Regions from separate parts of the Homo sapiens genome. Here region 2 is linked to region 1. Evidence: read pairs that join two places in POLR2A ChIA-PET (ENCODE). Cell type or tissue: MCF 10A. All regions are shown on one strand. Each heading gives the region's core, and the rest is flanking DNA. Links, peaks and the distances in the headings are about the cores only.

Region 1 (10,432 bases), core at 1,208-9,207:
AGCACTCTGGGAGGCTGAGGCGTGTGGATCAGTTGAGGTCAGGAGTTCGAGACCATCCTGGCTAACATGCTGAAACCCCATCTGTAATAAAAATACAAAAATTAGCCAGGCATGGTGGCGGGCACCTGTAATCCCAGCTACTCAGGAGGCTTAGGCCCAAGAATTACCTGAACCTGGGACGTGGAGGTTGCAGTGAGCCAAGATCGCACCACTGTACCCTAGCCTGGGCAACAGAGTGACTCTTAAAAAAAAAAAAAAAACAAAAAAAAAAGTAAAAATGATTACTTGTGTGAAATTTTGACCCTTTAATACATGTCTTTTTAATGTTCTATGAGAGAAAATGGCAGGTATACATGAATCACTTCCCTTGTGTCAAGGGAAAGCTTTCGTGCAATTATTTGAGTTTTGCATTGACCAGCTACTTCTTAAGATGGAGCATCATACTTGAGAGAATGACTGATAAACTATGATCAATCAGATTTAGGCATTTGGTAGGTATTTTCTCCAAAATGAATGGTAAGTTTTTCAAGGAAAACTGACAGTATCTGTTGCTTGTGATAAAATTTGTGATTTCATACAAAAATGAGAGTTTTGGGAAACTTGGCCACTGTGAGCTGATAACTTCTCAGTACTTAAAGATCTTTCTGCTGAGATTATTGGTGGCATTAATAATTGTTATTTTTTGATAGAGTTTGGTAAAATGTGTCAACATACAGAATCTGTGCATAACTCAGTTAACCAGTATTTTCCAAATGACCAATGCTTGATAATCAAAGTGTATGATAGATTGTTGGGTTTTAATGTGACAGAATATAGAAGTTCATTGATACGATTTTTTGTTTGTTTATTTATGAGGCGGGGTCTCACTCTGCTGCTCAGACAGGAGTGCAGTGGCGTGATCGTAGCCCACCGCAGCTTTGAACTACTGGGCTCAAGCAATCCTTCCACCTTAGCCTCCCAAGTAGCTGGGAGCACAGGTGGCATGCCACACGCCCTGGTGATTTTTGTTAAAAAAGATTTTTGTAGAGATGGAGTCGCCTTATGTTGCCCAGGCTGGTCTTGAACTTCTGGCCTTTAAGTGATCCTCCTGCCTTGGATTCCCAAAGCACTGAAATTACAAGCACTGGCCAACACACCTGGCTTGATAGTTTTAGGTTCTGTACTTCAACTAACCTTTTAGCAAATACCATTTGTTTAGTTTTGGTATAGTGTTAGAGAAAGGTATCTGCAATTAACTGAAAAGGTTATTAATGTGCACCTCCCTTCTCCAACTACATACTTATGTGATGCCAGATTTTCTTTGTATACTTCAACCAAAACAACGTATTGTTATATATTGAACATAAAAGTAGATATGACAATATGATTGTCTTCTGTTAAGGCAGATGTAAAAGAGATTTGCGAAAATGAAAATCAGTGTACCTCTTCTCACTAAATTTATGTATGTTATATTAGTTATATTTCCAGAAATCATTTGATGATTACAGAAGCTTATTTAGCAAAAAATTTAATATGAAAATGTACATGACCTGATTTTTGCCTCACAGTAAAACAGATCACTTGGAGAGGGAACATGGATTTTTCTGCTGAGCAGCCATTATTTATCCTCATTCCTAGACTTCTAATATGATGTTACTGTTTGCCTGTATTACCACCATTCCAGTACTGTTGTGTTGTCCACTAGTTGCCATCTCCACACATACATCACAAAATTCCTAAATGGATCAAATCCTCACAATATTCCTTGGACATATCTGCCATCATTTAGTCTCAGTAACTTCCTGTCTGTAATTTTTTGGACTTGAGACGACGAGCTTTGCTCATAATGTCTACTCCGTGGGCTCAGAGCTCTCTTGAAACAGAATTTGTGGCCTCCTTCACACCCCTGCAGTAGGCCTGGTGCTTTGCCTTCCTGAAAATGTTATGTTGCTGTGTAATGGGCTTATTACTGTGTTTAAATGAATTAATAAGTAGATATTAAATTTTTAATTAGTTTTAATTTCCAATATAATAAATACTGGTAAGTAAACCCATGTGAACAAAAACTTTTTGGAGTCCTCTATAATTTTTAAGAGTTATAAAGGGATCCCAAAACCAAGGAGTTTGAGACCACTTCTTTAGGCTAGCATCTTCAACTTTGTAGTTTCATCCATTTGCCCTGGTTTGATCCCACTCTGGGGACCTGAACCAGTTATCATATTCAGAAAGAAGTTGATTTGTATCCACAATGCTTGTTAATGGACAGTGGGGTGGTTATATTTTTTCATTGATTAGAATACTCATTACTTTCTAATACCTCTTTTTCATGGTGTCTTGGTACCTGAGAAGCTAAGCTAGGAGTCAGAAAGTTGCTAGGTGAACACAGGATCAGAGGAATCAGCTCTATCTCCGGAAGCTTTTACTCAGGTTATAAGAAGGCCTGTTAGTGTATTCACAGTAGTGAATTTCTGTGATACCTCTCTCTATTATCTAGTGTTGTGTTTGACAGTTAATAGCTTCTCGTCACCTTGTACCTCTTGTACCTTTTTTTTTTTTTTGCCAGAAAAATGTTTATTAAGCACAAGACACTATTCGTGGAGTTAAATAAAAGGCATGTTACTTCTATTTAATGCTCTTCTCTGTTTGTTCTCATTATTAATTTAATTCTTTGTAACATATAGGGTTTATAAATAAAAATTTCTTTTTTTTGAACTTTGAAAGGTATATTCATGTGACTCTTTGTTTCATACTTCTGGTAGTCTATAGTACACAAGATTAGATTGGTTCAGTAGGTGATGGTGATAGGATTGACACATGTGGCTTAGCTATCTATGAAAATAAAGTGTTTAGGAAAATTGCATGTGGCGAATCACTATAAAGTGTTAAAATGATTTTTATTTTTTTTAAAGCTAGCATTTTATCTTCAATATTTCAAATGTGAAAAGTGCTGTCTAGAAAATGTCATTCCTTTGAATAAACATCATTAAATAAACTTGTTTGTTGATTCATATAGATTTGTATTAAATATAGTCCATCAATTCTAGGCACAAAAGGCCATGTTATAGCTATTAGCATGATCAATACATGTCAAAAGGAAATGTTAGCAATTAAGCAATAATGAAAAAGTCAAGAAAATAAAAATCTAGGTGAAGAAAGACTACACTGGAATATCTGCATGGCAGTAGCAGTCTTTCTTAGGGTAGCTAAACTTAAATGGCTACCATTGGAGAATTATAGTTAGGTCTCTCCACAGCACTCATGTCCTAATGGAGTATAGTACACAGAATATGATGAATTGATTTTTTTTTGACACCTCAAAGTGATCTCCACATAAAATAAATACTTGTAAGTGATGGCCCTTACTGAACGAACAAGATATTTTTAAAGTATAAATATTGTGGGGAAACGTTAAACCTCCAAATCTGTAAGTCAACATAGCTCTAAAGAGGAAAAATTAATGTTACACAGTATCTACTGGCCTGTCAATTGTTACATTTTTAAAAATAGAGCATTGTATACTTAATAGACTGGCATCAAATCTTTTGTACCCTGTATTTTTTGATCAAACAGTTGTTTAAACTGCTTGTATTCGAGGGATGCTTTTCATTTGTAAACATAATATTAATCTTGCCAACAATTCCATACCCTAGTATCTTTTTATTGTAACAATAAAATATATTCTTCTCTATAAAACATTTATGCTCTTTGAAGAGTTTCTTTTCTGCCTGAGGTTTCTTTTTAATCAATTTGTCTATCTCTTTATCTTTACAAACTCATCTTTAATCTTTTGTTTCTTTAAAACAGTCTGGTTTTTAAAGATTTTAGTTTTGAACATCGAATTTTGTGATATAAATTTATGGGGTCATGTATGAAGAATTTTGTCTTCATACTTGAAGTCAAAGGATGAAAAATTTGATCCCTAAAGAGTTCTTTTCACAATTTTTAAATTTCAATAAAATAAAGAATGGTAGGACTGTGATTGAAAAATGTGATACTAAATTTTTCTATTGAATGATGCATATTTATTTTTAAAATCCTTCTCTGTACTTATTCATTCAACAAATATTTATTAAGTGCTCAGTTTGTGCCAGCCACTATAGTAAGCACTGTGGAGTAAAAACAAACTTGGTCTGTGCAATCTTTGGATTTAGGTTATTGGCAGGGTAGGAGGCAGGTATTAATAAAATAACACAAAACTGCAGTGAAGACAAGTATGATTATGAGCAGTATGGTGCTGTATAGATAATATGGTGATTTGACTTAATAAGAGGCCAGAAAAATGGTTTGTTTATTTATTTATTTATTAATGACAGAGTCTTGCTCTGTTGCCCAGGCTGGAATGCAGCATTGCAATCTTGGCTCACTGCAGCCTCAGCGTCCCGGGCTCAAGTGATTCTCATGCCTTAGCCTCCCGAGTAGTTGGGACTACACGGGCCAGCGCCTGGCTAATTTTTGTATTTTTAGTAGAGATGGCTGTATTAGGCAGGATTCTCTTAGAGGGACAGAACTTCTGCCTGCTTTATACTTGCTGGAAGCTGATGAGATTGTGCCCACCAGATTAAGGGTGGATCTGCTTTCCCCAGCCCACTGACTCAAATGTTAATCTCTTTTGGCAACACCCACACAGACACACCCAGGATTAATACTTTGTGTCCCTCTATCCAATCAAGTTGACACTCAGTATTAGCCATCACAGTGAGGTTTTACCATGTTGCCCAGGCTGTTCTTCACCTCCTGGCCTCAAGTGATTCTCCTGCCTCAGCTTCCCAAGGTGCTGGAATTACAGGCATGAGCCACTGCGCCTGACCAGAAAAGTGGTTTACCTGATAAAGTGGCATTTGAACTGAGATCTGAAAGTAGAATATACTTGAAGTAGATGAAGAGAGGAATGACAATATTTTATAGCAGAAAGGACAGCAGCCCTTGGTGGCAGGAGGCATGTTGTATTCCAGGAACGAAAGACCAATGCAGCTGTAGTGGAGAGAATACCTGAGAGCATGTGATCAGATGAGGCCCACCTGAGGGCAGATAGGGCTAGACTAGGCATAGTGTAGCCACAAAAGGGCTTTCAGTCAGTGATAAGGATTTGGGTCTTTATCTTAAAAAGACAAGGAGAATCCATGTTACATATTTTAAGCAGGAATTGAAGGTGGGGTCTTGAGGAAGGTGAGTGGTTGGGCAACGAGACAGGAATGGTGAAACTCTGTTAGTCTACAATGTGCAAGGTGGCAGAAGTGCATGCCAAAAGTGGACATAGGCAGGCCAGGTGCGGTGGCTCACGCCTGTACTCCTAGCACTTTGGGAGGCTGAGGCGGGGGGGATCACGAGGTAAGGAGATAGAGACCATTCGGCTAACACAGTGAAACCCCATCTCTACTAAAAATACAAAAAGTTAGCTGGGCTTGGTGGCGGGCGCCTATAGTCCTAGCTGCTTGGGAGGCTGAGGTAGGAGAATGGCGTGAACTCGGGAGGCAGAGGTTGCAGTGAGCTAAGATCGTGCCACTGAACTCCAGCCTGGGTGACAGAGTGAGACTCCGTCTCAAAAATAAACAAACAAAAAAGTGGACATAGGCATTCTAGTCAGAAAGTTTGTCTAGTAGTCAAAAAAAAAAAAAAAAAAAAAAAAAAAAGGATGGTGCCTACTTCATTGCCTTAAGCCCTTTCTATCTTGGACAGAACCTCAGAGGGGCCCAGATATTTTCTTGGAGACAGATTCTGTCATGTTTTTGTGTCAGGAGTCTGAATGTCAGTTCTTCCGAAGTTTTACTGCAGCACTAGTGCTGAAGACTGCTGTACTTGTTTGGATGATTAATACTGACTCATAATCCAAAAGCAGGTACATGAAGACTATAATATTCTTAACCATGTATTGCAGATATGCTTTTGGAAGCTGATTCAAAAAACTTACATGAGTACAAGGTGATCTTTAATTGGTTTATGCTCCAGCTACACTTTTTGCTTGTTATTGCTGTGGCAGTGAAAATTCTGACATGAACAAAAGACTGAAAGTAAACATAACTTGAAATATTTATTAGTATAGAGTGGTTCTTGAATTGTATATTTGCTATAGCCTACATTTCAGGCTAAAATTCATTCTATACCTAGGCTTTAACATCTGTTTCTTGGTGCTTTCTTTGTAACTAGCAATACTCTGAAAAGACAGTGTGACATCGGTTAGCAGTTACATCACCAGTCTGTGATGTCGTGTGTGTAATTGTCAGTGGTCAATCCATGGTGCTGTGTGAAATTATACTTAAGCTATAGTGGAAAACTAGTGTCCTCTTCCTTGGCAACTGTGACCAAGTGTGGGAGATAAGCCTGAAGGCTTTAACTGAATAGCCATCTGTTTAAAGCGTCTGGTTTTAAATGTAGCAGCTCATGTCACATCAGTCAGAAAAGGCTCCTGCAGCTGCAGCAGCCTCTGTTTCAGTTAAATAAATAAACAAAATGTGTTTCTTTTTTGTATTTTGTTATTATGTTCCTAAGTCTCCTTTTTTGTTGTTGGTTTTTTTCTTTCATACTTACAAGATTTTGGTTGAGGAAGTTGAATTGTTGATAGGTGGGGTCACCTCATGAGTTAATTATTTGAGATTGTTTAAATACATTTTTATATCTGTCTCTGAAATAACAAAAGTGAAGCTTTGTGGTAAGAAACTATTCAGTTTTTTTATTTGATATGCACTTTCATGTGTCTTGGTGCATAGTGCTGATGGGAAAAGAATGAAATATATGATGAAATACTGTGCTTGAAGAGCAGCAAGCATTGAACCCAGTCATAGCTCGTGAACTTGTGAATGGACCTGTTTCTTTTTAAGTATGTGAAAATTTCTGGGAAATATTCTGATGAATTTTACATAGGTCATCTCTTACTATTGAACTTAAAATATTTCCCTTTTTCTCCCAAGAAGAACATTTTCAGTTTTACTTCTTTTGTCCTGTGCTGCCTTCAGTGAATGAAGAAAATTACTGCTTTATTCATTTGATATTATGGCATTGAAGTATACCATTATTGTGAATTTGATTTCTCTAGTATAGGCTTAGCAATTTGAAGATATTACTGGGAGATTGGCTTATATTAGGAAATAGTCTCCTTTATAAAAAAATTCAAAAACGCAATTTCAGCTTAATTCATCTCTAAGCAGTTATTATGTATGATATGTGTACTTCTCTATTTAGAAGGGCTTTACTATGAATTTTTGTAAATACCCTTTTCAATACACTTAAAAATTCTTCACCTTGGCCAGGCACAGTGTAATCCCAGCACTTTGGGAGGCCGAGGCAGGTGGATCATGAGGTCAGGAATTCGAGACCAGCCTGACCAACATGGTGAAACCCTGTCTCTACTAAAAGTACAAAAATTAGCTGGGTGTGGTGGTGCACACCTGTAATCCCAGCTACTCAGGAGGCTGAGGCAGGAGAATCACTTGAATCTGGGAGGCAGAGGTTGCAGTGAGCCGAGATCGCACCATTGCCCTCCAGCGTGGGTGACAGAGCAAGACTCTGTCTTAAAAAAAAAAAAAAAAAAAATTCTTCACCTATAAACAGTGCAATTATTCATGAATTTTTATTATATAAAGATATATATTTAATGTCATATACTTGATAGGGCTTTTTAACTAATAAGGATGATAGTGCAATTAGCTTATTGATTTGTAAATACCTGCCTCTGGTGTCTTCTATCATACCTAAACCTTTGTTTTGATTCATGAATATATTAGGCAGTTTTGTTTGTATTTTGTAACTATTTGAGAAGAAATAGTTTAAGCAAAAGTAATCTTCAGTCTTGCCATTGTCCCAAGTCATAAAAAATTCTGAAATAATTGTATTTTGCATTAAAAATGTCTTTATTTAAACTCGGCATGGTGGCCTGAGTTGTAGTCCCAGCTACTCTCAAGACTGAGGTGGAAGGATCACTTGAGCCCAGGAGTTTGAATCTAGTCTGGCCTAGACAATATAACAAGACCTTGTCTCTTTATTTATTTTTTATCTTTATTTTTAAAAGTCTTGATTTAATAAGACTTCAATGATCAGTTCAACTTGAATTTTTACCATTTAAAATGTTAAGACGTAGTAAAAGAGAAAAATAGAAAAAGTCACTTGACATAAAAGTATAACTTACGAGGAATTGTATATACAAATTAGTGGTCAAGATAACAGATTGATCATATTATTTTCCAAATAGGTTTATTTGGAGATATGTGAATTTTATTGTTTCTGAAGTAATTTTATAGTTACTGTCTAGTACTTAATTCTTCTCAAAACATTGATTAAATAATTTCTAGGTTAAGTTGGAAACATGTGATAACATTAAAAAATTTAAAATGTCTTTGGGCCTGAAAGATTATGCCTTTACATTCAACATGAAATCCATGGATGGAGTTTATATAAATAACCATGTAGGCTTACCAATCCTTAACCCTCTTGTATTAGTCCATACTCACATGGATATTTCCATATCCACTTTTACTCTTGTGTCAAAAGACAAAATTAAAACTCATTTAGTTATGTATCTAATTGGCTTTTATTCTCGATTCATGAATCGGTGCAGCCTCCATTCTAATAGAATCACAGCTTCTACTGGGCAATGGCAGACTATTGGGTTTTGTGAGGTGGGAATGAGGAAACATAACAATGGGGAAAATAAGCTGATTAGTTAACAATAGATTACTTCAGTTTACTTTTTTTTTATAAGGGTTAAAGCAGAGGGGACTTTCTTGTTCTGACTCAGGTAGGCTAGAATCTCCTGTTTTTAGGAAAAACTCGTCTGTTTTGGGATCTATCTGCTTTCTTACAGTTGCAGTTTGATTATATGACATTTGGCATGAGTGACTCCACTTTGTTAACACTTGAAAGGTTATTATTCCCATATGGAGTATTCACATGGATGTAGCCATTGTCAGTTATACAAGATCGTGTTTCTTTTCTTTGCCCCCCTGCCCCCGTCACCTAAGAACTTGTTAGATATTCCATTTCTTTTTTTAAAAAAAGATACAGTGAGTAAAGGTGATAGAGAGCATATGGATAAATAGTGAAGAAGCTTGATGAGGGGAGTGGTTAGGTTAGAAACACAAGGGAATTTACTCAGGTTAAAACACTGTCATTTTATATTCAAGCCAATATATATTTGTTTTGTTAGCGTTGACGTAATTTTTTTCTGGGAAGGCTTTCCTGACCTCTGGTTTGAGTAAGCAGCTCCTCCTATGTGTTTTAGTCAGCACTCTTGGCTTAATCCATAGTAACTTTTGCTTGTTTGCATTGTAGTTGGTTATATCTGTCTCCTATAGCTTGTGGGCTCACTTTGACGGGGAGAGGCCTTGTTCTATTCATCATTAATCCTCAGGGTCTAGCACCTAGTAAATACTCAGTAAATATTTATTAAATGTAATTGCTTTATCTGATTTCTTATTGATATTTTTTGGAGCAGCAGTGTTGCGGGAGGTCATGTTAATTTAATCAAAGTAAAAAGAATTTGGGGGTTAGTACTGGAAGGTGGTTGGGAAGTGTATATATATATATTTCCAAACTCTTTAGATTTTCAAACTTTGTTCTCCTGAGGACTTTGCCACTTCCAGAACTGTTTCAGGAGCTGCTGTGGGAGAAGGAGGTCAGTGCACGTCCACTGATGTGGTTTGAATGTGTTCTCCAAAGTTTGTGTGTTAGAAACTTAATCCCTGGTGCAATAGTGTTGGGAGTTGGGGCCTATTAGGTGATTCGGTCATGACGGGTCTGCCCCTGTGAATGGATTACTGTCTTTATTTGGGAGTGGGTTAGTTATAAAGGAGTGTGCACCGTCTCTTGCTCTTCTGCCCTCTGACCTGGGATGATGTAAAATGAAGTCCCTTATCAGATGCAGACCTCATGGTCTTGTACTTCTCAGCCAGAACTATAAGAAATACGTTTATTTTCTTCATAAATTACCGAGTCTCAGATATTCTGTTATAGCAGCATAAAATAAATTAAGACATCTACTTTGCCCATTTATACTGGAGGCTTTAGCCAGAATTCTGTTTATAAAGTTTGCAGGCCAGGCACGGTGGCTCACGCCTATAATCTCAGCACATTGGGAGGCTGAGGCAGGAGGATCACTTGAACCCAGGGGTTTGAGACCCTGTCTCTACAAAAAAAAAAAAAATAAAAAATAAAAGAAAGAAAAACCTGTGTGTGGTCATGTGTGCCTGCAGTCCCGCTACTCAGGAGGCTGAGGTAGGAGAATGGCTGCTCAGGAGTTCGAGGCTACAGGGAGCTCTGATCATGCCACTGCACTCAAGCCTGGTGACAGGGTGAGACACTTTTTTTTTTTTTTTAAATTAAAGTTTGGATCCAGTCCAGCCTCTTCCTACAGATCAGAGCCAAGGCCCAAAGGAGCTGAGTGTCTTGTCCAGTTTTGTATGACTTGTCCAGTTTCCATAGTAGAGGCAGATCCAGGTTTCCTGCTACATCATGCTGCTTCTCA
Region 2 (10,432 bases), core at 1,419-9,418, 72 kb after region 1:
TTTTTAAACTTATAAGCTTAGGAAAAGAGATTTGGTTACGCTGAAAATGATTTTCTTCATTGTGAACAATGGAAGATCGCAGTAGAAATTTATTTTCTAAGTAAAACCAGTGGAGCCCAGTGACTTTTTGGTACATTGGTTCTCCGAATTGACTGCCCAAAAGGAGTTCCATTGTGGTCATCAGAAACTATTACCATTCACTAACCCATCTAACCTGTAATGAGTTGGGTGAGGGCTTGAATTGTTTCCATCCTCTTTGATGGTGTGGAAATTACAGAGGCAAAAGCCATGTGCAGAATTGCCTCAATATGGAATAAAGAATTGCTATATAACTCTTTTGCTGGTAGGTAGGACCCTGTATAGAAGAATTACATTCAGTGTTCTGACATCTTTTCTTACAAAATATGTAGAATTTCACTGAATACTGTTAGAGATAACTGTATTTCAGTAGTTCCAAATGTGCACATTTTCCCCATTTCCCCCCCACATTTTTATGTTTTTGTTTTTATTTTTATATTTATTTATTTTTTTTGAGATGGAGTTTCGCTCTTGTTGCCCAGGCTGGAGTGCAATGGCGTGATCTCAGATCACTGCAACCTCTGCCTCCCGGGTTCAAGTGATTCTCCTCCTTCAGCCTCCCGAGTAGCTGGGATTACAGGCGCGCACCACCACGCCCAGCTAATTTTTTGTATTTTTAGTAGAAACGGGGTTTGACCATGTTAGCCAGGCTAGTCTCGAACTCCTGACCTCAGGTGATCTGCCCGCCTCGGCTTCCCAAAGTGCTGGGATTACCGGCATGAGCCACCCACCCAGCCTCATTTTTATGTTTTTAAAATCAGTTATACTCCTTACAATCCATGGCATCCGCAGTTGGCCAGGTGGCAGTTAAGATACAGTTGTCATTTGCCTGCACATGAGTGAACTTGATCATAACTCTGTGTTGTTGTCAGTTCAGCTGAATTGTGTATGTTATTGTTGTTACAAGAGTTGGGTTCACTTGCCATTTAACATGTCTTCAAAAAAACATGTTAGAATACCTTGTAATTTGACATTAAAATGACATACACAAGTGGCATGGAAACAGAAGTGGGCCACTGCTTGTATATGAATAAAGCAGATATTCATTATTGAAGACACAATTGCAATTCCTTGTTTCTTGCAAAGCCATAATCAAGTCCTTTATTGTGCCTACAAAAAGAAAATACCTAAGATAAAGCTGTGCTGTATTTTTGTCACTGAGATCCTCATCACGTAAAAAGTATTGCCTATCACATGCAAAGCCAAAAAATAAAAAATAAAAATTTAAAAAGCCAGCATTAAAACTTGCAAGATGGGCTGGGCATGATGGCTCACACCTATAATCCCAGCACTTTGGGAGGCTGAGGCGGGTGGATCACTTGAGGCCAGGAATTCGAGATCAGCCTGGCCAACATGGTGAGACCCCGTCTCTATTAAAAGTACAAAAATTAGCCAGACATGGTGGTGCACGCCCATAATCCCAGCTACCTGGGAGATTGAGACAGGAGAATCACTTGAACCTGGGGGGTGGCGGCTGCAGTGAGCCAAGATTGCACCACTGCCCTCCAGCCTAGGCAACAGAGACTCTGTCTCAAAAAAAAAAAACTTGAAAGATGGGTGTTAGTGGCTTGGATGAATATCTCTGAAGTTCTCTTAAGAAATGCTGTATTCCTAACATTCTTGATGATGCAAGAATTGAAATTATGCAGAAGTGTGATTTTATTTGAAGTAATTCTGAAGCGTAAGATGTTTTAGAAATACATCAATCAATTTATTTTGCTTACTTTTGTTTACATTTTCTTTTTTACGTGGGCATAAGAATCTGTGCCCAGTGTCCCAGAGTTCTTTCGGAAAGTATAACGTAAAAATTTTAAGTGATAAAACATTTTGATAGTTTAATTGGTGGTGTTTTTATTTTTGGTGATATATCTCATCTGGTGTATTGCTTCAGCGACTTACTAATTTGTTACTGATACTATAAAAGTAATTCTTGATGTAATTATTTTAGGTGCCTAATGGATAAGAACTTCGTTAGGATTGGGAAATGGTTTGTCCGACCCTACGAAAAGGATGAAAAGCCAGTCAACAAAAGGTGAGCCTTTAGAATGCTCTTGGCTTTTTGGTTTCTTTGGCCTTGTGGGTGGGTGAACAGCTTATTGATTTATTTATTTCCTAATAATGTTAGTAGTTTAGATATACTCAAATAGATCCTGGATCACAGTGTTCTTAAATACTATATTATTAAATTTATATTCAATATTAAAGATTGATTAGAAAGGTGATTGCCAATATACTCATGTTCAAGCCACATATTACTATACTATTTGGAATTAAGATAATCTGTTTTGTTATTTTCCATTTTCCTTCCTCATCTTTGACTTTTTTTTTTTTTTTTTTTTTTTTTTTGAGGCTGTGTCTCACTCTGTCACCCAGGCTGGAGTACAGTGGTGCCATCTTGGCTCACCTCAGCCTCGACTTCCCAGGCTCAGGTGATCCTCCCAACTCAGCCTCCCAAGTAGCTGGGACCACAGGTGTATGCCACCACACCTGGCTAATTTTTTGTATTTTTGGTAGAGATGGGATTTTGCTGTGTTGCCCAGGCTGGTCTCGAACTCCTGAACTCAAGCCATCTGCCCACCTTGGCCTCTCAAACTGCTGGGATTATAGGTGCGAGCCATTGCGCCCGGCCTCATCATTGATTTTTTAAAAGTGTTGTATGGAATAAGTTTAAAAACAGTGAAGAAATGGTGACAATTTTTGTGGAATTCATTGGTGCCCCTTAAAGAAGATCAACACATCTTTGACGATTGTAAAACCAGAACTGTGAATTACTTTCCTAAACAATCCTAAACTTTTAGCCATCATATGTGTGTGTTTAAATGCAATCCTTGATACTATACAGACATGGAATTTTAGATCAGTCACACCAGAATCGGAAAACAAAACCCTCAGAATTTAAAATTTACTTTGGCTACCTCTGAATGTAGCACACATGTAGTTGGAATCATAAGTTGATGGTGAATATTCATTATTGATGAGCATGGTATTCAATTTAAATTTTGTTTTATTATCAGTGTACTTGCCCTAAGTGTCCCAGGTACTGGGTGCAGATTAGAGCCCTTGAAGCCTTACATAGTAGTTTTAAGATTAGGTCTTTTCTTTTGGTTGCAAAATTTCAGCTGGAAACTCCTGCCTCATTAGGAACCTTTGCTTGCTTAACTTTCCTAGTTTCTAGCAGAGACTTAATTAGTAGTCTTCTCACTCAACCTGTCTGCCTTAAATCTTTAATGAAATGGTTGTGGAATCTTCTCATTAACCAAACATAATTTATGAAAATTTTCAAATCAGATAAATTAGGGACCGGAAGTTTTCTTTGTCAAATCACCATAAACTTCTTTGAAGCATTTTCCTTTTCAGTACATTCAAAATCCTTTAAAAAGTAGCAATGTGTATGGGTGTGTGAAAGTTTGATTCTGTTTACAGATACTTTGATGAAATGGGATTTTTTTCCCCTTATAAATATATATGTATAGATTCGGCTTAACTAATGTGTTTCATGAGTTTTTACTTTCATTTATTTTTACTTCTTTAAGTTTTTGAGACAGGGTCTTGCTTTGTTATCCAGGCAGGAGTGCCAGTGGCGTGATCTCGGCTCACTGCAACCTCTGCCTCCCGGGTTCAAGCGATCCTCCCACTTCAGCCTCCCAAGTAGCTGGGACTGTAGGCACACACCACCACACCCAGCTCATTTTTAAATTTTTTGTAAAGACAGGGTTTTGCCATGGCTGGTCTTGAACTCCTGAGCTCAAAGCAGTCCACCTACCTTGGCCTCCCAAAGTTCTGGGATTACAGGTGTGAGCCCCTGTGCCTGGCCTTTGGTTTTTACTTTTAATCTTAGCATTCTCCTTAAATTTACAGAGGACTTAAATTTAAATCTTCTGAGTGGTTTAAATTTGGCTTTTATGTTTATGACTCTGCAGACTTAAATATGGAGTGCTTTATCCCAGTGACCTTCTTTATCATTCTGAGTACATCTGTCCATGCCTAACATGGATTGTGTCACTGGTCACTGGTGAGTTAAATGAGCTAGTCATAAAATAGCTTTAGACCATAAAATACAGGATGATTTGACAGCCACTTGGGGATGAAGAGGAAATGTAGATAAAAAGTAGGGATTGAAGGAGTAGCAATTAGTATGTTAATAGTAAAAAATAACTATCATTATCAGCCTATTTTATATAGAGTTTGTATATCTTTACACTCATTTTGGCTCCAAAAATCTTCATAACTTTAGCAAGCCTGATGTAAATAATGCATGTAATGTATTTGGGAATTTGATTCAATATAAATGGGAGGCTGCTGATATATGAGCACTGTAATTGAATGGATTTTAGACTTTATGTTCATGATTGAATATGGGACTTTGTTTTCCTTCAGTGCAGAAATGTAAATTATTTTGAAACAGTATTTCAGAAAAGCTTAACAATTAGAAAACATTTAAACCAAAGATGAATTTAAAAATTGGCGTTTGCTTTAATAAAACTTTATTAGGTATGATGACTTTTCCTCCTTTTATTCTCTGAGTGGAAAATAGAGCCTCTTGGTAGATGTTGAAATAGGATCTCAGTAGTCATGCCTGAGTTGGACAGTTTTAAATGGACAGTCATGCTGTGAAGGAGAGCATTTAGCATTAGAAGAGAATTGGGTTCACATCTTATTCTTCCACTTGCAAGTTAGATTTTGGACAAAGTTTATCTCAGCTGAATTTTTATTATTATTGAGTTGAAAATCATAATGTCTTAGAGGGTTATAGTGAAGATTAAATTAGATAATTTATGTGGCAGTTTATAATTTAGTTGAGAGAGAGAAATGAATTAAATTAATTTTTCTTAAGTTTAGTTGTGTCTTTTTTGGTACATTGGTACAGATCCATTTAGTGGCTAATGGAGAGGAAAACCTGTTGCCCAGTGCTAAACAAATTAAATGTACAAATTTATGTTTTAGAAAAGCTCTTATTTCTAAGTATAGTGTAATACTAGCATATAGTATCTATATATAATATCTATAATCTTAGCATATAGATAGTATATGCTAGGATTACTAGCATTACTGATTATTAGTATTACTAATTTCTCATACTGCATATTTTAGATATTCTAATCATGGTGAAAAAATACTGATGAATGAGTTCTCCCTGTTAGAATAATAGCATATGATTTTTTGTGCTATAATTTCTTTCTGTACTCCTTTAAAGTTCTTGTGCTATGATTTCATTTACTAATGGACTCCTAAAAGGGTTCTTAATATTTGATATGAGTTGATGTTCAGGAGAATTCTAAAGTAGATTATTTGCATATTATATATTAAAAATATGTATTTGATTAGGTAGTTTTAGAAACATAGAAATTCATTCAATATAATTTTTTCTCTATATTGACATCTTTTATTATTCATATCCTTGGGAAAAGAATAAGTAGAAAATACAACTTTGGGTTTGCCCTTGAGTGGTGACAACTAAAATCAAACATACAAAATTTCTGTTTTCTAAGGTCTAGGTTGAACTTGAAAAAAAGCTTTTGCATTCAGAATATGTTTTAAAACAAACCGGTGAAAATCATTTGGAAATTATTCCAATCATGCAGGTTCTCTCTCTTGGGAAGGCATTTGTTTTCTAATTTAATCTCAATCCACATTTTATTACAGGAGAATTTGAAATCTATACACTTTAGTCTTTGAATGTCATTTTTAGGAAACAGTTTATTGCCCTCAATAACAGTGGGCCTTTGATCTTTTCTGGTATCAGGTATACAGAAGCTAAGTTAACAAAAATAGTAACTTGCTAATTCATTTTCTGGGTTAATTTGCTGTCACTGACTCTTGGGCAAATCTACTCTGTTCTTGGGTGATACTCCAGAGAGCATCACATGTTTTCAGATATTCTAATTACTTTTGTATGTGCTGATAGCACATGTGCACACACCCCCCCCACCACACATATACCCATACACACTGAAAGTATATTACTTTAACTATCGTTTTTGTCTTCTCTCCTCTTAACTTCAGACTTTTTAAAACTTCTTTTTTATTTTCTTAGATTACCTAACATACATATTTAAGAAATGTAAATACGTTTTTTGGTTTAATAGCAAAGCGTGTATTTTGTGTAACAATACATTATTAACTCATACCAGAAATGTTTTGATGTAGGAGAACCATATTTAGTATTTTGAAACTTTCCCTTCCTTTCCTTATTTCATCCTCCCCTCCCCTTTATCTCCTCAAAGATAACAACCTGCTATTCCATTTTCTGAATTAATTAGCTATCACTGACTCATGGGCAAACCTGCCCTGTTCTTGAGTGGTACGCCTTCTCTCCATCCTCCTCTTTTTCCCCAGACTCTGTTATAGCCCAGTCATCTGTGTTATTTAGCTTTTAGAGATGCCCAGATAAGAAGGCGGAGAAGGGATCCCTAGTCTAGAAGGTGAGCAGACACTTCAAGTGTGAACGGTAAAGCAAGCCTCTTTTTAGTGTCCAGAAAAATGAGATCAGTAGCTATCTATGATTTTTTCTGTTTTACTCATAAATTTACTTTGCACATGTGGTGCCTATCTGTTAATAAGGGCTTGCTGATGGGAAGTCCATAGACAAATATTAATGGGACAATTTGGACTTACATAATCATGCATAATAGTTTTACAGCTTTTTTTTGGTAGCTCTATAAAACATTTACTCATTTTCTGAGAGTCTATCTGAGGGAGTTACAGTATTCTGCCATTTGAATATATTTGGGGATTGTGTGAAAAGTGAGTTAGAGTCTTGGGGATCATCAACATTTGTAGAATGGGTACAGAAACAAGAATACATAAAGGAGACTGAAGAGTCAACTGGAAATGAGAACCAAGAGAGACTGGTGTTACCAGAACCATGGAATTTTAAAGTTTCAAGATTGATCAGCTGTGTCTGCCATAGAGGCATGTAAAACATGTACTATAAAGACTATTAGATTTGGCAATTATGTAGTCATGGTGACTATAACATTGGCAGTTTCAAGTGGTGAAATTCAGATTGCAGTAGCTTGCATTATAAATGGGAGTTGAAGTGAAGATACTGAATGTAGAGCTTTTGCAGTAGTTTTTACAAGTAGCTGCAAAACACAAAACTGTTGATTCCAGGAAGGGAGCAGACAAACACTTAATAAGGGCTTGTGATAAAGCTTAATAGTGGTAGCTATAATTTTAAAAAGTATCTTTCGTGTACCAGGTACTTTGCTCTGTAGTTTCATAAACATATATAGGGGAATGTTAAATTGAAAGACCACTTCAGCCAGAGGTGATGATAGTTAAATACAGTATTTGCTTTCTATCCAACTCTTCTAGTTTTTCCTTTTTTTCTTAATAACTTAAAAGAAGTTATGACTGTTAGTTTTTATTTTTCATTTGTGCTATTAGTGGTCTAAACAGTATATGTCAACAATAATTATTGATTTTTACACTTTAAAGTAAAATATATTTAAATATGTGCTATTTTCAAGAAGGATTGAAAATACCTTATAGTAAAAGAGATACCTTGTTTTTTAAATTCTTTTTTATAGTAAAAGATATACCTTGTTTTTTAATTCTTTTTTTTTTTTTTTTTTTTTGAGACAGAGTTCCGCTCTGTCACCCAGGCTGGAGTGCACAGGTGCGATGTCAGCTCACTGCAATGTCCTCCAGGTTCAAGCAATTCTCCTGCCTCAGCCTCCCAAGTAGCTGGGATCACAGGCATGCATCACCAACACCTGGCTAATTTTGTATTTTTAGTAGAGACGGGATTTCACCATGTTGGCCAGGCTAGTCTCGAACTCTTGACCTCACGTGATCCACCTGCCTTGGCCTCCCAAAGTGCTGGGATTACAGGCATCAGCCACTGCGCCTGACCTATACCTTGTTTTTTAATATACTGGAGAGGTTGAGAGAATACCATTATTGTAATTCCTTTTTAAATTCCTGCTAAATAACTGAAACTAAGCTCAAAACAAATCTCTCCTTGTTCAATAGACCGTTCATCCGGAAATGTAGATGATCTTCCATTAACTATTTGACCTTGTGGGACCTAGTGAATCCTTTGGGACTTCAGTTTTAGCATTTATTTCTAAGTTGTCTTTTAGCTTTCTGATTCTCTGATTCTCTAAGTGAAGTGAAGTTGGTGAAGTCTGGACATGTCCTATCCATGTATGTCTCTGTATATATCCATATCTTTTATTCTTTTTTTCTCTACCACTCAGAGCATGTTACCTTCATTGTATTTAGTTCTGCTGTAAGCAGAAAGTAACTCTTGTATTCACCACTGCAAGAGATTTGATATCATTCTTCCCAAGAGTTGGAAAATTTTAAAAGAACATGTTTGTAGAGAGGGAAGGATTATGTTAACTTGAGTAACGATACTCATAATCAGATCAAGAAATGGAAGGAGAAATTGTAGGTCCCAAATGGGAGTTGAGGTGTTAATTTCAGTTTTTTATTACAGAGGTGACCACCTATTCACCTTTGCTTAAGGTGTCTTAGCCAAAAGCCACTTTCCCTGTTGGAAACAAAGTCAGTTGAAGCTTCAGAGCATGAATGAATAAAGGTTCAAAGTTTAACCTTTTGGTAGCATGAGGGAAGTACTGTTCAGTTTACTCATATCTCAGCCTCATTTAGGATGTTGTTCATGGTATGTTTTTCTGACCAAATAATAGACTGAGCCTAAGTACCGTAGAATGATATTGCAGTATATCAACTAGATCATTCTCATAGATTAATGAAATGGATTACTCTAGAAGTTGACTACATTTAAAAAGGAATGTCTTATCCTCTGCTTTGTAAATGTAGCTAAATTTGGCATACTTTGCTGAAGTATCTTAGAATTTAGAGAAAGTGTAAAAATGAATATGCCTGGAAGGTTGTTTCCATTCTTTTTTCATGGCATCTCAGTAACATGGGGGGAATTTTATGGCAAGTTAAAAACAGACTTGTCTGAGGGAAATGACTGCTCCTGTTTTTATGCTATTACTATATTTTTTCATTTCCACATTTATTTTGTATTTATTTACAAAATGAGAAAACAGTTCATCTGTGTAGGCGAGAGGGGAATGTTGTCTTAATTTTAATTTGGAAAATTTCAGCTGTACTAAGTATAAATTAATTTTCCATTGTGGCTTAAAAATTTAAGACTCTTGAGATTATTACTTATGAATTCCTGTTATAGTCTACCATATATTTCTGCCACCTCTATTACTAATCCTAAAAGGATACTGTAATACTTATGGTATGTTTTCAGACTGAACCCATTGATTTAATAATATCAAATGTTTAGATGATATCATCCTTTTCATTTCCATTTAGTTTCTGGTTTATATTATTATAGTCAAGACTTAGTGAAAATCGCCGGGTGCTGTGGCATATGCATATAGTCCTAGCTAGTTGAGAGACTGAGGCAGGAGGATTGCTTGAGCCCAGGAGTTCAGGAGTTCAAGTCCAGCCTGGGCAACACAGTGAGATCCCATCTTTATAGAAAAGAATTTAGTGAACACTACTATGGTGTGGACATAAAAGAAGGCAGATTTTAAAAGAAGATTTAAATAACTGGAAAGTGTATATTTTATTTCCGATAATGTCATTTTCAGTTCCATAATTTCCATTGGACCTTTTTTATTTCCATTTCTCAGCTGTCATTTTGTATTTGTTTATTCATTGTGAGCACATTTTCCTTTATGTCCTTAAGCTGCTTACAATAATTGCTTACAGATTTTTGCTACTAAAAAAAATCTGGATTTTTCTCCATTGGTTGTGTTTTCTCTTGAATATGGGTTAGATTTTTCTTGTTTTTTCATATGTTGAATAATTTTGAATTATATTCTGAACAATGATATAGTGTGGAGACTGGATTCTGTTATCTTTGAACGTGTTGTTGATTTGGCCTTTTCTTTTCTCCTTTTTTTTTTCTTTTTTAAGCAAGGAGTTAATTTTGGCTGAATTTTGGTCTCCCCTCCCCTCCCCTCCCCTCTCCTCTTTTCTTTTCTTTCTTTTTTAAGCAAGGGGTTAACTTTGGCTGAATTCAGATTCCAAACTATTGTCTCTTTTGTGGTGGGCAGAAGCTGAAATTTCTTTACTTCTTTTATCCTAGGGTTTCTCAGCCTTGGCACTGTTGATTCTTGGGCTGGATAATTGTGAGAGCTGTCCTGTGCATTGTAGGATTTTCAGCAGCATCCCTGATCTCTCCCTACCTGATGCCAGTCACACCCTCCTCCCTCAGTCGTGACAACCCAAAATGTCTCCAGATAGTGCCAGATTTTCCTTGGGAGGGCAAGTCACCCCTGGTTGAAAACCACTGTTTTAGCCTTCCGAGGGCTGTTGAGAGCCTGCACCATGCACATAGTGTAGGAATTGGCCAGAG

Evidence for each region. Peaks named below come from ENCODE experiments on the same cell type or tissue, not always from the same donor. Only the 100,000 strongest peaks of a DNase experiment are listed, where the experiment ranks them.
Region 2: POLR2A ChIA-PET joins it to region 1 with 5 read pairs; 4 of 35 experiments call an interaction of 5 or more read pairs at or near these places.

What each region holds. Positions count from the first base shown.
Region 1 is chr12:116,160,437-116,170,868 of GRCh38, reverse strand. The region is part of intron 2 of MED13L (mediator complex subunit 13L); the gene reads left to right. It also overlaps the pseudogene SNRPGP18. Among named protein-coding and RNA genes, the nearest start is that of MIR620, 17 kb to the right of the region's middle. In MCF 10A, for the core only: no CTCF peak of the experiment used is centred there; DNase peaks (open chromatin) are centred at 5,758 and 9,158.
Region 2 is chr12:116,088,347-116,098,778 of GRCh38, reverse strand. It overlaps MED13L (mediator complex subunit 13L), which reads left to right. Exons shown (of 31, transcript NM_015335.5): 4 at 2,027-2,110. Among named protein-coding and RNA genes, the nearest start is that of MIR620, 55 kb to the left of the region's middle. In MCF 10A, for the core only: no CTCF peak of the experiment used is centred there; no DNase peak of the experiment used is centred there.